Regions from separate parts of the Homo sapiens genome. Here region 1 is linked to region 2. The links are chromatin loops, found by intact Hi-C in ENCODE. Cell type or tissue: gastrocnemius medialis. All regions are shown on one strand.

The links. Hi-C counts contacts between places; a loop is a spot of excess contacts. Peaks named below come from ENCODE experiments on the same cell type or tissue, not always from the same donor. Only the 100,000 strongest peaks of a DNase experiment are listed, where the experiment ranks them.
Region 1: it touches region 2 in a loop (5-fold over the local background); 3 of 110 quality-filtered maps call a loop at or near these places.

Annotation. Positions count from the first base shown.
Region 1 is chr9:113,088,695-113,091,194 of GRCh38, reverse strand. No RefSeq gene overlaps it. Among named protein-coding and RNA genes, the nearest start is that of FAM225B, 22 kb to the left of the region's middle. In gastrocnemius medialis, no CTCF peak of the experiment used is centred here; a DNase peak (open chromatin) is centred at 1,096; H3K27me3 peaks cover 989 bases.
Region 2 is chr9:113,043,473-113,045,972 of GRCh38, reverse strand. ZFP37 (ZFP37 zinc finger protein) reads left to right here. Exons shown (of 4, transcript NM_003408.3): 4 at 1,705-2,500. Among named protein-coding and RNA genes, the nearest start is that of ZFP37, 12 kb to the left of the region's middle. In gastrocnemius medialis, no CTCF peak of the experiment used is centred here; no DNase peak of the experiment used is centred here; H3K4me3 peaks cover 1,527 bases.

The DNA.
Region 1 (2,500 bases), 45 kb before region 2:
CCGGGCATCTCAGAAAACAAGCTGAACAACAAACCCTCTAGAAAGGCCACACTACAATCCATGCTGACTCGTTTGGAGGGCCCTTGAGATGTATATAAAAGACTTAAGACCATGAATGAATCCCATGACACTAGCATTCCAGACATTAAAATTTCTTTTCAGCTTTTCCCTTTTGGGCACAGCTCTTTGGAAACAAATTTTCTATGGCTTGCCAAAAACAGGCAGGGCCCCAAATATCTGAATCTCCTTTCCCAAACTTCCTGAGTTTCTACCCGATTCCTGCCGACAATTGAGCTCTTTCTTTGACTCACGTGCTCACAAAGCAAAGAAGAAGGCTGTAGAGATAAACACAGGAACCCATCGGCAGCTGGATCAGTCCAGTTTAAACGACAATAAATATGATACACACTAACCGTGTGTGACGTCTTCATTAGGGAATTCACTAGAATCGGCCGAATTCACACACTTATCACCACACATGCGTCCCCTGTCCCCGCTCAGGAGAATTTTCAGCTCTACTCCCGTGGATATATTCACGAGAACCTTACATTCTGCTCCACCGTACTCACGTTGCCCTGCCACGGATATCCAGGAAGCACTCCACCTGTCTCTCGGAAACTTTGTGCCCTTTGACCCACATCTCGCATTGGCATCCTTTCCCTGCCCCTACACCTGCCCCTACACCGGCCCCAGGCCCAGCCAACCACCTTTCTCCTCTCTACTTTCCTGATCCTCACAGCATTTTCTCCATCCAACATCACAAGGAGATCACGCAATACGGGTCGGATGGGCCTGGCTGATTTCACTGGGCACCATGACTTTTGGGTCCATGCATAACGTCCCAGATGACAGGCTTTCCTTTCCTTTCCCTGATGTGTTTGTTCTACGAACCCTATTCATTTGTCCTTCTCTAGTCATCTGCTGAAGGGTACTTCGGTCGATTCCACGTCTTGGTTACAGGCAGCGTGCCGACAACCAATGCAGCAGGACACATATTTGCACCACAACCCGATTTCGTGTCCTTAGGCGATACGTCCAGAAGTGGGATGACTGGATCCCAGTTCCAGCGGTGATTTCTTGAGCAACCCCCCCGTATCGCTCCCGGCCACCCCTTGAGCAGCCCTTACTGTGTTGGCACCTCCCACACCCAGCTGGCCACGCAGCCCTGTCCTCAGGCCTCACTCCTCTCTGCGCCAGGTCCAAGGCAGAGACAGCGAGCCTGAGATGTCCCCGAAAGCCGTCAGGGCGTGACCGGATCCCACGGCACCGGCCCTGCGGATGTTCCATTTCCTTTCGCCTGCTTGCTTTCTGGCGGACGTCTCCGCGCACGCCGTTTCTCAGACTCGCCTGGGACAGCCTGCGCCTCGCACGTCTCCCTCTCCCTCTCTTCTCTTACCGAGTTTCTCCTCCCCACACCCCGCCGGGTCCTGCCTAGAGTCGTGTGCCCCTTCCTTGATTCACGTGCTCACCGAGCGAGCGAGGCGGAGGGCTGTGGCCATACACACACGATGATCCCATCCGCAGCCCGCCGGGATGGTCCTGAGCTCACAGCAACACCCGTCGGGTACACAAAGGGGAGGAGAAAATCAGACCGTGAGGCCTAGGAGGAACCAACTCAAACCTGGCTGGTCGTGGGCAAAATGTGGCCCTCTGGCCCACTCTCCTCTGCTGCCTGTTTCTCCATAGAAAACTAAGCTGGGACGAAAGCACACCCTGTCCTTTCCTAACGTCGGTAGATGGATTCCTGCCGCCGTGCCAGAAAGGAGTTTTTCCTCCGCAGACTGCAGGAGCAAGAGAACCTGCGGGACTCGGTCTCCCTTCACTCGAAATTTGCCCGACTCTCGGCATAGTGTGCACACACCCCAGCACGCGCGCGCGCGCACACACACACACACACACACAGGCACGCACACACGCAGGTGCACACCAGGAAGTGGAGAAATCGTCCAACGCAGAGGTAGAGAGGACTTCGAAATGGGCAACGAAGTAGGGCACTTCCTTTGAAATTACCGTGAAGCCCACAGCTACCTTTGTCTCTGTTCTGCCACTCCGCAAAATTGCTCATCACTTGCCGGAGACAGAGCGGCAGGGACCCAGGGAGAAAGCGGAACCCCTCCAACCCGCCTAACCTAATCAAGGTAGCCTGCGCCTGTGGGCGTGTCCGCAGCCAATCCTCCTGGGAACACCCAGCAGGGGGTCCTGGCTCCCTATCAAAGCCCGCCGGCTGCGCCCAACCGGCCATTTCCCCGCTTGCGCTGCTCAGGCTGCCAGAGGGTAGAGCCTCCTCGCCGGGAACACAGAGCTCTTTCCTGGATGGGGAAGCTGTCCCTTGAGGAGACGGGAGAAGACAGACCTCCCTGTGGAAAGCAGGGGAAGATGGAGACCCGCAAGAACCGGGAGGGTTCTGAGAGAGGACGAGGTGAGTGAGGGTCGAGTGTCTCGTCTGTGCGGATTGGTGTGTGGAGGGGGTGGCAGGGGCCAGGGAGGCAGGAGAGTTAGA
Region 2 (2,500 bases):
CAAGGTGGCTATTCACTTCCTGCTTCTTTCTCTCTGAAGTCATGGGGATTTTTATATCTGCTTCTCTCTAAGACTGTTTAATTCTCACTCTGAAGCTTTTTCTGCTATTCCATGCTATAGCATGTAGCTGAAAAATGACACCCCTAAATGGTGGCCCCAGCTCTTAAGATTATAGGTTTTTATACATGTAGTATCCATAGCTAGCTAACAGAAGTCTATAAATTTCAATTTCAGGTTCTTAGGCAAAAGAATATTATTGGACTACCTGGTGTTTACCACGGTCCAATCAATTGTTTTTAGCCAGAATTTGGATTATGTAATACAAACATAGTGGCCCACAGCTTTCAGTGTGGGTAATGGTCTCAGAGAAGGGAAGCAGGGATTAAGAAGACATCTCAAAATGTGTAAGTGTATAATGTATGGCAGAAAGAATATGAGCAACCACTTAGAGCTGGGAATAAACTTAAAATTTATAACTGACAATTAGAAAGACCTGAAAAGAACAAATATATATTCCATAGCAAACTATTGGAAAACAAAACAAGGTTGGATGTACACTACAAATCAGATTGAGTAAAGTTTGTTTGCTAAGCTAATTACTATGAATTTTATCATTTGATGAAAGCATCAGGTAATTTAGAGAAACTAGGGATTTTTAAAGTACAAGAATATCATTTTAGGGGTCATTTCAGTGGTAGCAATAGAAAGGAAAAGATATGTCAGCAGGAAAAGATCTAAGCACTACAAGAAAAATTCACCATGAGTAGTATAAAGTGGATAACCTTTCCTATTTATTCTCTTAGCCACTTATCAGCTCATCAGTACTTCTTGGTGGACTCACTTTATTTTTCTTTTCTGGCTTTTTTGGATATAATAACAAAAGTTTATGTTAGCTAGCTTCAGTAAATACAGGAATTTGTGATAAGGACCTGGGTACATCCCTTACAAGCTAAGGGCAAGATAGTTCAGCCAGTCCTCACCAGGGACTAGAAATAGGAACTAGGAAGGAACTAGGAAGCCATTGGGAATTGAAATTGTGCAAATGATCTCTTTAAAGACGCAGTTCTTATGTCTCTGCTTCTCGGTGTGTGGATGGTTCATACTTTGACTTGACGAGCTTTCTGTTTACGTAGAGAAAATATGGTTTACTAGTACCTGCTTTATATAATTTCTAAATTTAAGTACCAAGTGGAGACTAACTGGAGTCAAATTTGTTAGAAGAAAGAATCTTGTTGGACATCTTGGTTTGAGTCAGATTTGTCTCCAACTGTGCCCATGGAGAATTGGGGTAATATAGTATAGGCTGCAGGAGCAATATATTATGGCCAGCTTGGGAGTTATCAGAACTGGGCAGCTTGGGCTTATAAGAAACCTCAAAAAGTATCAGCTACAATCATAAGCTCTTTTAACTCCATCTATTCCCTGTTCACTTCTCCCTGTGTTTATTTCATCTTCTATCCCAGGTTGCTCACTCATATTTTTAAGCAGCAAAAACTTTAAAAAATCACTATTGTCACTTTTCCCACCTCTTTTTACTACAACATTTTCCCCCTCAAGTCCATTCACCCTAGTTGTTTCATTCACATTGGTATACCAGGCTTGAATAAAAATTTAACCCTACAACAGGTCATTTCTTTACCAGTTTTATTCCAAAATATAAGAGTACAAAGATTCACAAGAATATCTCACTGAATTCCATTTTAGAAGTCCAGAAAGATGATGACCAGCTTGAAAATATCCAGAAATCTCAAAACAAACTCCTCAGGGAAGTTGCAGTCAAGAAGAAAACTCAAGCTAAGAAGAATGGCAGTGACTGTGGTTCACTGGGGAAAAAAAATAATTTGCATAAAAAACATGTTCCTTCAAAGAAAAGGCTTCTTAAATTTGAGTCATGTGGAAAAATTTTGAAACAGAATTTAGATTTACCTGATCACTCAAGAAACTGTGTAAAAAGGAAATCTGATGCAGCTAAAGAACACAAGAAGTCATTCAACCATAGCTTATCTGATACAAGGAAAGGCAAAAAGCAAACTGGAAAGAAACATGAGAAATTATCCAGCCATAGCTCATCTGATAAGTGTAACAAAACTGGCAAAAAACATGACAAATTATGCTGTCATAGTTCATCCCATATTAAACAGGACAAAATTCAAACTGGAGAGAAACATGAGAAATCACCCAGCCTTAGCTCATCTACTAAGCATGAAAAACCTCAAGCTTGTGTGAAACCCTATGAATGTAATCAATGTGGAAAGGTTCTCAGCCATAAACAAGGACTCATTGACCATCAGAGAGTTCATACTGGGGAGAAACCATATGAATGTAATGAATGTGGGATAGCCTTTAGCCAAAAGTCACACCTTGTTGTACATCAGAGAACTCACACCGGAGAAAAACCATATGAATGTATTCAGTGTGGCAAAGCCCATGGTCATAAACATGCACTCACTGACCATCTAAGAATTCATACTGGAGAAAAGCCCTATGAATGTGCTGAATG